Regions from separate parts of the Homo sapiens genome. Here region 1 is linked to region 2. The links are chromatin contacts, found by Hi-C in ENCODE. All regions are on one chromosome and are shown on one strand. Each heading gives the region's core, a stretch centred on a gene start or an enhancer-like site at or near the end of the contact. The rest is flanking DNA. Distances are from core to core; before and after follow the strand shown.

The links. Hi-C counts contacts between places; a loop is a spot of excess contacts on that map. Pooled maps may share reads with other maps.
Region 1: a pooled map shows a loop between it and region 2 (5-fold over the local background). The contact joins the promoter of AK5 here to the enhancer-like site in region 2. A Hi-C loop is called at or near these places in 3 of 50 pooled maps.

The regions. Positions count from the first base shown.
Region 1 is chr1:77,278,807-77,284,433 of GRCh38, reverse strand. AK5 (adenylate kinase 5) reads right to left here and starts at 2,415. Exons shown (of 14, transcript NM_174858.3): 1 at 2,061-2,415. The coding sequence starts at 2,120. RefSeq lists a silencer at 2,496-2,555.
Region 2 is chr1:76,150,776-76,156,151 of GRCh38, reverse strand. All of the region lies in intron 1 of ST6GALNAC3 (ST6 N-acetylgalactosaminide alpha-2,6-sialyltransferase 3), which reads right to left. Among named protein-coding and RNA genes, the nearest start is that of ST6GALNAC3, 79 kb to the right of the region's middle. RefSeq lists a silencer at 1,762-1,871. Within about 2 kb of position 1,316, at least 19 of the 41 ENCODE cell types and tissues checked have a DNase peak (open chromatin) inside an H3K27ac peak, as active enhancers do.

The sequences.
Region 1 (5,627 bases), core at 1,166-3,665, 1.1 Mb before region 2:
AATCAGTCAGTTTGTCTGTAATAGCGTCTAAAATCCACAGCTGGGGCCAATGTCTTGGTGTTTAGTAGACAGCTAATTGTTAAACTTTGTACACCTAAAATATTGTGGTGGGCAAAATCCATTTTAAAAACCTAAAGTTTTTAGTTTTACAGTCTACACTAATCACATGGAGAACTGCCAGATTTTCCTTCCCTCTTGAGCTGCGCATAGCACAGATTCGTCTTACTGAAGGATGTAGCCTTTGAGGTCACCAGCAGTCTACTTCCATCTTCTCATTGTCCACAAGTGAATCTAAGTCCATTACTGTATTTCACCCAAGCAAGTTGACTTCCTTTTCTGGGTGTGCATTATTTATCCCATTCATATGCAGAAAAGTAAATAAGAAACATAAAACCTTAACAAAAAGGCCTGCCATAACTTATTTGCATGCACAGTGTAGATTTTAATAAACTATCAAACTTCTCTGTGGTTACCTTCCACCAAGGAGGAAAAACAGTACCCACATTTACAAAGAAAAAAAGATGTACTATGTAGGAATTTTTGCAATCACGTGGTCCTCCTACAGATGTTTTTAATGATTCTTTTAGAAGCGTAGAAATGAAATATATCTCAGTAGTAATCTTTGTGAGAAAAACCTTCGCCTCTTAATTTCCATATTTACTTTTTGAAAATAAAAACAAACAAAAAAAACAACTCTTAAGATTCCCACATATTCTCAAGACCTGTCCTTATGCAACACCACCTAATTATTTTCACGCAGGAGTAACACATTTGCTAGATTTGGGCTTCACATACCACGCTTGAGTTCAGTGAGTGGTTTACCTGGAAATCTTGACTTCAGATGACCTGAAAACGGTGGCTTATAGAGGTGAGAGAAAAGAAGACCTGTAATTATGGCAACCCATTTTAAAGATAGTTTAGGGAAACTGAGGCAAAATTATTTTCTCAAGTGGTGCTTTAAAATTCCTTTTAACAGAACAAATCCCCCAAACCGGGGGGAAAAACCCTCATGACCTTTAGTTTACGATATCAGTCTATCCGTTTTCAGAAATGGGGAACGAGGTTTGCAGTGAATGGATTTCTCCTTTCAGAGCTCGCTTAGGAAGCCTGGCTTGCTTCTATTCTTTTCTCCTCCTCCCCCCTACTTCAAGCAAAAGCACTTGAGATTCAGGAATGTTTTTAAATTCAAATACAAAGAGAAGGAAAGGAAGCCAAACGACCTGAGACAGGGGTTGTGGCTTAGAACAGACCAAGGTTCATTCCTCGAGCCTCCTCTCTCTCAGTCTCCAAGTGTCCCCCCATTCCCGGGTCCCGGTGCAGATGATGCTGTGCTGCGGTCTGAAGACTGAGCAACAGGAGTCCGCCCCCCTCGCAGCTCCCTCCCCGACCCGCTATCTCCAGGTGGGTTGTCGAGCACTGGCGAAACCTGCGGCCCAACCCTTCCTAGGCAACGGGAAAAACGTGCTCAGGAGTTCATTCAGCGAAAGCGCAGAGCAAGGCTGGGGGCCTGTCACCGGGGAGGTGGCACTTGATAGGTTGGGTTTTGCTTTTTGCATCTTCATCCCTCTCTTCCAAGCTGTCTCCAGGAAGGGCTGCCTTCGTCCACATTTCCTCTTTCCCCCAGGGGTTCCGACCCTCGACCAGCAGAGTGACTAGGGCTCTGGCTCCCTCAGTTTCGAGTCTTTACTCGCTGCTGGGCGACAGTGCAGCCACCTGACCTGGCCCTCGCCCCCAGAGAGTGCGGCCCGGCCGCGGTCTGCAGCCCACCCTGGGTGTCCACATCCGAGGGGCGCGATGGGAGCAGGCTGCTTTCAGAACCCTGCTGGAAGACTGAAACTTGATCTGTGAGATGCAGGCTTCTAAGCCCAGCCTTCTGACAAGGACCCTGGCAACCCGCGGGAAAGGCGACTACCCTCGGGGGAGCGGGCGAGTGCGCTTCTACAAGCCCCTTCATTACATGCCCCGTGTGGGGAAGGTGGGACGGGGCGCGGCTGCCTCAACCCGAACCCCTGAGATGCAGTCCCCGGATGCTACCGCCCGTCGGCCAGCTCTAGCCCTACCTCAAAAAGCTGAGGGATTTCCCTCCGGGCCAGATACTCCTTGGCATCGTTGGTGTTCATGGCTGTGCCGCGCGTGCCTTGGGGCGCAAGCGGGGAGGCTCCCGGGCTGCGGCGACCTGAGCCGGGGCTGAAGCTGGGGCTGGCAGAGTCCGCGCCGAGCAGCGGTGCAGCCCTCTTTCTCACGCGCACTCAGCTCAGCCTCTCCGCCCAGGCCAGGGACCCCCTCCGCCTCTCCCCGGGGGCTGTGGTCTCCGCGCTCCCGCCGCCCCCGCTTCGGTTCCAGCCCCCGAGCCGGAGCTGCAGGCGCCGAGCAGCTGTGCCGCGGCTTCCCGGGCTGCCAGGCAGCGCGGCCGCCAGGGGTGGGGCGCAGGGAGCGGAGGAGGGAGGACAGCGTGGCGAACGCAAGGCAGCAGCCGGCCCGCCTCTCCGGTTCAGCGCGCCGCGCTCCGCGCCTCCCCGAGCCGGGTCTGCGGCGGCTGCCGGTCACGCTGCGCGGGCTGGCGCGAGGTGCGGAGGTGGGGGCGGGCACGCGCAAGGGGTCGTAGTCATACCCCTCGGTGCGGCACCGGCGCCAGAGCGCGACGCTTCACTGCGTGCGCCGCCCAGGGATGCAGCTACCGGGGACCAGGTGGCCAAGGGAACAGGGTCGGGGTCTGTAGGAACCTGCGACCGTTTCGCTTCTCCGGACCTTGTACGCACACAGACACACTCGCACGCACATACACGGTTACCTCCGGGTCTCCGAGGAACTCCCAGGAAAAACCTAATAGTCACAGGATTTATCATTTATTCCTAAGGTTACGGATCTTTCACTATAGGGAGCTGTGGGGAAGGGGGAAAAGGGGATTCATGGTGTGGAATCCAACCCTTCAGATAATTTTTAGATCTTGAGTATCTCTATCCTTCAGGAAAGTTTTGCTAGCTGGTTTCGAATTTTTACCCTGTCGGTGTCACAAATCTTTATAGACTTTAGGATAAGGCCTTAGTGTGAGCCTGAAATCCTAATCAACTGAAGGACTAATAAGTAGTCAACTAGTTAATTATCTCCATGGAGAAGAAGGGACAGTGGAGGAGAAAGGTGGGTGGTAGTGGAGAGCTAGAGATGCTTAAATTGCAAATGTGTTTAGTAGGTGGGGAGGGTGGGCATCATTAATTAGACCTGAAGAGTGTGCAGTCCGTGGACAGTGTCGTATCAGAGCACCCCTGGGGGAATATGAGTGAGTATGAGTGGGTGCGCTAAGGCATAATGGTTAATGGATCTTCCTGCTGCAGACCATTGTTAAGGTGTAACCCATCTTCCTCCTAGCTCCCAAGATGACTCAATTCCCTGCTAAGATGTCTTCACATTGCCTATTTGGGAGATAGTCCTTGCCCCCGGAGAATATGATCTCTAACTTCCCACAAAGCCTAACACTGTAGGAGGGTGTGTGAGAGAGGACACTTTGGTAGGCACTGGTATCTGGGGTCTGGCTGGAGAAAGAAGCAACGCTGCCACTGCTTTAAAAAACTATAGAGTCTGAATGTCCATTTCAAGTGCTTCTTTGCAGATCTTTTCTTGGTTCTATTTCTTGTTCCGGAAACAACTGCAGCTCAAGCCTTAACTACAGCTGCAGCTTTGTTTTACCTGAGGGAGTAAATGAACTTTTAGCACTTGTGAACCCGTGTGTCATATGGTTGCCTTAAACGAGGCAGGTATTTCAGTTCCATGGAAATTGGTTTTTGCCCTTAGAATATGCCATTTCACTTACAGTCCCAACTTCTAGTATTTCTTTAGCTTATTTAAGATTGGCTATGGCAGTAGTGAAGGCAGTGTCTCTTCCCTATGCAATGATGCTTGAAAAGTACAATGGTCCGTGGCATTAAGGCTTCCTTTGTGAGCAGGCACAGTGGAGGTGAACACGCAGGAATGAAAAGGCCAGTTTCTCCAGGACTTTTCAAGGTCATCCTTTGCAGACAAGAATCTGGCAGAGCATGGCTCACCTGTCTTCCCTTGAAGAAATGCATAATTCTAAGTGTACTTTAGTGTTACCGGACAAGTGTTGGCAACTTGCTTGTAAAAAGAGAATGGATAAGAAAGACTGCACTGCACTAAAAATTGTAGATAGCCTGAAAAATGTAGTAAATGGTGATACGGCAAGTTTTCAAGTAGCCTTATGCAGAGACAATTAGTGTATTTTGGTGTGTGCCAGGGTGGAGAGAGATGCGTGAAAGAGGAAGATGTTCATAATTACTTTTGCAAAGGAAGTTGTGGCTTTGTAGGGAGGGGCTACATGAGAGAGATATAATGCTTAAAAGCCAAGCTAATGGTTCAAAAGAGAGGAAAGAGAAAGGACAAGGAACACTAAATACATCCTTGCTGTGGGAAAGCTGGCCTCTCATTCCCTGTGATGAAATTCTATGTGTGGGTATATAGAAGGCTCATGGCCCTTGGCCCTTTGTTTATTTGGGAATGCTTTCCTGCAAGCTATAATGAATCAAAATGGTTACTGCATGTCGGATGTCTTCGGATAGACTCTCTTGTCATCACGTCTTGAGAGAGGGTGCTAGGTTCTGAGATATAGCAGTGAATAACAGACATGATCCTTGCTGTCAAGGAACTTAAATTCTATGAAGAGTGTGTGTAAGAAGTGCAGATGAACAATAAGCAAATAAAAATGCATAGACAACATCACATAGTGATTAAAAAATACAAAGAAGGACATAAACAAGAACATATCAGTTAGTGATAACTGATGACGAAAATCAGAGTTGTTGATTTGAAACAAGGGGGCAGAGGCTCCAGGTCTGTTCTGTGGAAGCAGCTGAGGAAATGGGAGTAAGAATAACCATTAGGGGCCGGGCACGGTGGCTCACGCCTGTAATCTCAGCACTTTGGGAGGCCGAGGAGGGAGGATCACGAGGTCAGGAGATCAAGACCATTCTGGCTAACACGGTGAAAACCCGTCTCTACTAAAAATACAAAAAATTAGCCGGGAGTGGTAGCGAGCACCTGTAGTCCCAGCTACTCGGGAGGCTGAGGCAGGAGAATGGCGTGAACCCGGGAGGCGGAGCTTGCAGTGAGCCGAGATGGCGCCACTGCACTCCAGCCTGTGCGACAGAGCAAGACTCCGCTCCAAAAAAAAAAAAAAAAAAAAAAAAAGAAAAGAAAAAGGAATAACCATTGGGATGATGACTAGGACTTCCAAAGGGCTAGGCATCCTTCAGACTCTTGGTGGGAATGTTTCCCTGAGTCATGATAGGTACAGATGAATGGAGGAATAAAATATCTATAGCTGTATCTATAGAATGCTTAGGACTCAGCCAAAGAAATTTAGAAAGGTACCCTAGCAGGAAAAAGTAAACTTTCTATTTTAAAAAACAAATATGTTGAAGTCTTTAAAAATTACACCATGATGGCTTGAAAGAGTAAATGCCATATATAGAGATTCCTGATTTACCATGTAGGAGTATGTTTAGGTGCTGAGAAAATCTAGCTCAAGCAATGTCTTCGTAATGTCTAGAAATATAATGGTGTATAAATACATGATTTACGAGTCACAATGAAAATAGTGTTTTATGATAATTCAT
Region 2 (5,376 bases), core at 67-2,566:
TCTTCCTCTCAAAAACCCATAACCCCAGTCTAATTATTAGAAAACCTTAGACAAATTCCAAAAGAGGAACCTTCTACTAAACTCCTGAGCAGTACTCCTCAAAACTGTCAAGGTCATTAAAAACAAGTTTAAAGTCTGAGAAACCACTACCGCCAGCAGGATCTTAAGAAGACATGACAACTAAGGTAAGGCGGTATCCTGGGTAGGCTCCCGGAGCAGAAAAAGGACACTAGGTCAAAATAAAGGAAATCCGAATAAAGTATTGGCTTCAGTTAATAATAATGTATCAATATTCCTTCACTAATTGTAACAAATGTGTTATGCTAATATGATTAAAACAACAACAACAGGAGAAACTATATGTTAAAAATAGGAGGCCGGGCGCGGTGGCTCACACCTGTAATCCCAGCACTTTGGGAGGCCAAGGCAGGTGGATCACGAGGTCAGGAGATCGAGACCATCCTAGCTAACACGGTGAAACCCTGTCTCTACTAAAAATATTAAAAAAAAAAAAAAATTAGCCAGGCGTAGTGGCGGGCGCCTGTCGTCCCAGCTATTCGGGAGGCTGAGGCAGGAGAATGGCATGAACCCGGGAGGCGGAGCTTGCAGTGAGCCGAGATTGCGCCACCGCACTCCAGCCTGGACGACAGAGACTCCGTCTCAAAAAAATAAAATAAAATAAATAAAAAAAGGAGAAAGTGGGGGAACTCTTGCTATATTCATAGTTTTTCTGCAAATCTAAAGCTGTTTGAAACAAAGTTGATTAAAACAACCAAAAATTACCCATGCCTGGCACATAGTAATTCTCTATAATAATTTGGCTGTAGTGACGGTAGCAGTAGTACTCATGGCTCCAGTGTAGGCGCATGGAGGAGACGGGGGTCGGGGGGCAAGATTTGCTGAGTCCTTTATGTTCTTCCTGTGGGAATTTAGGTTCAAAGGTCCAGGAAATAAACTGTCACTGTGCTGGTCACCACCCAACAACCACTTCTAGACCCTGTACCAAGGGCAGCAAAGCCCGTAGCTTTATAGTGACTTTGTAGGGAGGAGGGCACTCCCCGATTCCCACAAATAAAGAGAAGGTCACCCTCACATACACACATCCTCCAAGGCAAAAAAAATAAAAAATAAAAAGATTGGTGGAAATGCAAATGCAAAGAAAATGCAAAGATTTCAATCAAGAGGTGTTTTGTAATCAGAAGGAACTTCTAATCAAGGGCCAAGAAACTGACCCCACCCAGTGGCTGCCAGATGACCTAAAAACCCGGAAGTCAGAATGGTGGTTTTCGTTAAATGGTAGCGCTCCCTGGTGTATTGAGCTGGTGAAATATGGCTTGTATTTCCCTTGCCTGCATGCAGTCTTAAATCCTCCCTCAATAGAAAATCTCCTGTCAGGCTGATCCACACTAACCACGGGCACTCCTGCTCTCCCCAAAATAAGCAAGATCAGCCCAGGAAGTCAAGTCCTCATCTCCTGTCAGATGTCAACACAAGCATGCTACGGCCACATTGCAACCAGGTTAGGGACAAAGAAGAGCAGCCTGGATGTACAGCATTACCAAGGCGGATGCTTCTGTGAGCGTCAAAAACCCTGGGTTACAATCACGTTTCACTAACGAAACACAAACAAGCAGTGGCTGTGCTTCATTTGCAACAGGCGTTTCCAGACACTAATATTGCCCACACTTGCTTGAGTTGGAGAATGTCTTTACATTCATAACAAACCTTGAAAGTAGAAGCTGAGACACAAAGTAGCAGCTTAAATGCAGTGCTCTTCGGGGACTTCACTAAGAAACAACCTGAGTGTTCCCCAGTACGATTGCTTTAAGAGTGACGAGAGCGCCCTCTCGTGGGGGAGAAAGGGCCCTGCATGCAGGGTGCAAACCTGTGAGGGCCAATGCACCACCGGCTACGGGGTCAGCCTGGGTTGGATTCATGTGGTTGGTGCCTGCTCTGTTTTCTCCTCCTCATGATCTTGGTGGTGTTCCAAGAGAATTGTCCACCCACATAAGCAAGAGAAAATTCCAGGGGTGAAATGACTGGACTATTTTTAAGCCGACTGGGCCAGGTTGGGTTTCATGTCTCTCCTGATCAGTGTTTGCCTGAGTTTGCAGCTCATTCTCATCACGGAAAAAGCCCTCCCGACTACAGACGGCGGGACAGGCAACTCATCACTGTGACGGAACCCAAGCCAACTCTTTAAGCCAGTGGGCAAGGTCTTAGATAAGACACCAAAATGGAGAAAGTTGCCCATTGCTGAGGGGCGCCCGTTTGGACAAACAGCAAAATGGGGCCAGCCAAGAGCATCATTTCAGACAGAGAAAAACGAGAAGGGAAGGGGCTCAGAGGCATTGGCCTGAAACAGAATATGACTAACTGTTCCCTGTCTAGGTCAACTCCTTAGGACATAAAAATAAGCCACTCAAACAAAGCCATGGTTAGTGTTTTAAACAAAATATAGATATGTTTAAAACTTAGCAACACAGGACAAGTTATACCAACAGCAAAACACAGAAAAATCTGAGGTGAGGGAGTAAGGAGTAAGTCCCTTTGCCTGAATTCATGCCATGTTTTATTAAAGTGAACAAGGAATAGCCATGCTTGAAATCCCCTCCCCAAACGGCTTTGTTAGCTGGACACAGCCACTCCATCTCAGGTGTAATTTCGCACGCACAGGCAGGTGAGGTCCTGAGTTGGGGACAGCTCTCTGGCGGTGAGACATCTCCCCAGAGGCTCACAGGTACACTCTAGCCGCCTATGGGTCTATAGGAGCCCTGGGGAAGAAAAGATGGAGTTTCTGGTTTAGATTAGGTTATTCTGGCAACAAAAAGGAAAGGGCAGGGGAGGAGAACATTATCAGTGTCCTTCAAGAACGGGCAACTTCAGAGGGTATGCAAATAGGCAATAGCTATAGGGGAAAAAAAATTCACAATGGCATCCAAAAAATGTAACTTAAATTAAGGATGTTACGTCATTTTCCACCTATCAGAAGGGCAAAATGAAAAAGCATGACATATCCATTACTGAATATCTGAGGAAAGAGACACCAGACACCACTATTAAAAGGAGCAAAAATGGTCTTCCCACTTCTGGAGACCAGTTGTATCCAATATCTTCAAAACGTGCATATCTTAAGGTCCGGTAATTCCCTTCTGGGAACTCTAAAATAAGACTTGCACAACATTTTCCAATAGGAATATCCCTAAAGGTTTATGAATGACCACATTATAGAGCTTATATTTTGGGCTTCAGGAAATAAGAAAATAAGGACAGAATTCAACCACCAAAAGGCATCTAAGAATTAAGGAAAATGTTGGTGGAACCTCTAAACCTTTTCTCCATGTTCCCAGTGGATATGGTCTATGGCTGATCCCATGATGGGAAATCTCTGCCCAACGGTCAAAATGGTGTTTTCAGCTAGTCTCACAAGTTCAGAGTCATACACCAGCACTTCATTTTCTATTTAAATGTTTACGGTTTAAATTGAAACTGTGGGGGCCTTTCATTCTGTCAGGAGGCCATGGTCAACATCCTCAGTGTGTTTTGTCCTTGGCACAGCCTCCTGGGAAGCCTCAGGCTCAGCTCAGATGCTTCACTATGAACATTACCAAAGACTCGTGGGCATTTCAGAATTTAAGAAAGAGCCCACCTTCACCTAGCACAAGACTTTGCAAATAATCCAGACCCTTTCATCAAAGTGGCTCCACAAGTATGTGGTGTGCACAAGGCCGCCTGGGCAGTCTTTACCTCATCACCCACCTGGCAGGACATGTTTAGAAGCTGCTTCTCTGTGATAAGATTTCCTCCGCATCTTAAATAACCTGGACAGCAATAAGCCAGTGTCAAGGTGGTGGCTGTCAGCTTCTTCTAGGATGGATCAGCAGTGTCCTTGGAAAAGCAAAAAGCTAGAAGCCCAGGTAAACACTTACAACACGACAATGACAAAAAGATATGAATAATAAATACCTTCAAAAATATGATCTTCCTAGGAGACTTTATTTACACGCTCAGCCATTCTTTTGCTTTTTCTCTGGCTCCCAAATAGGATTTAATCTTTTGACAATTTTTCACTCCAAGAAAGACTAAAGAGCCCATGGTGGGAAGGACAATATTGTTCCATGAATCAGGTACAGTATGCCTCAAAAGTCATCACAAATTTAAATTTCTGCCTTAAGTAGCCAAGTGGAAAGGGCACTGCAGCAAGAGTCAGGAAGCCTGGATTCTCACCCAACTCTCAAGAACCGGCTTCTCCACAGTGGGCCTCCATCATCTTTCTGAATTCCAGATTCATCCTCTGTAGAGACAATGTCTAGACTCCCATCTAGCATCCCTGGGAAGGTGAATCCGGGATGGGACCTGCAGCAAAGCAATCGATGCCCCACCCGTTTTCCCTCAGCCTTCATTGTAACAGTGCCCATGGGCCTGACCAACTGCCAGCCCCTGCACCTCCTTACCAGAGGTTCTCTGGCCAGCAGAACCTCCCCTCTCAGGTGTGATCACTCAGAGGCACCTGTGCTACACTCTTTCCCAGACGTTCCCAGTGGAACTGAGCTGCAGCTGTCCACAGTGATGGCGAGCTTGATAGCACATCCTTTATTGGCTTCCTTCCTCCCCTTCTCATTCCCCACTCCCCTTCCCAAGTTTCCTGGGATCATCTCCCACATAAACTATGTACACTGGAATCCTGCCTCTGTGGGAACCCAAACTAGGAGGGGTGATTTGTATGCCTTTCTACGAGGGACTAAACCTTTTCAAATGGCCTGGCCTTATATCTTTAAGCCACGCCTGTGATGTAGAAAGTAGGCCGTTTTCTCCATGGCTGACTGTAATGCAGACTTTTGAAAGTGACAAAGCCTAGTTTTAACGTCACCCCTTGCCCCCCTGTTTGCCCACAACATCTGAAGGTTCCTCCTGATTCCCAGTTCTGATAGATCCTCCTGATTCCCAGTGATTCTCACCTAGGAACCACCAATGAAGGCGGAGGAAGGGGAGGCCTGAACACATCTCCCCTCTTCCCCGTGAGAACCAAGGGGCCACTATTTCACTTTCTTGTCTCCCCATCAGTGTGTTACTTCACTCTTGGAAAGGGGCCCAAATGCTAAGCATGTCAGGTCATGAAGCAGGCTGAGTGGAAGACTTGGCTGATGATCTGGGGCCCAACCACACCTTTTCAGAGTCCAAGTAGTTGAAATGTCAGAATTACAGCCTGGCTACTAACAATGGTACAAAACAGCTAGCTCTATCAAGACCCGGACAATCCCTAGCTTGGCAGAAATAGGCTTGCCTGCAGCCAAGATCTCCTAGAAAAAGCCACCTTCTGGTTCCCAGTCCACATGCACACAGACCACCATTAGATCACAGCAGGAGAAATCTCTG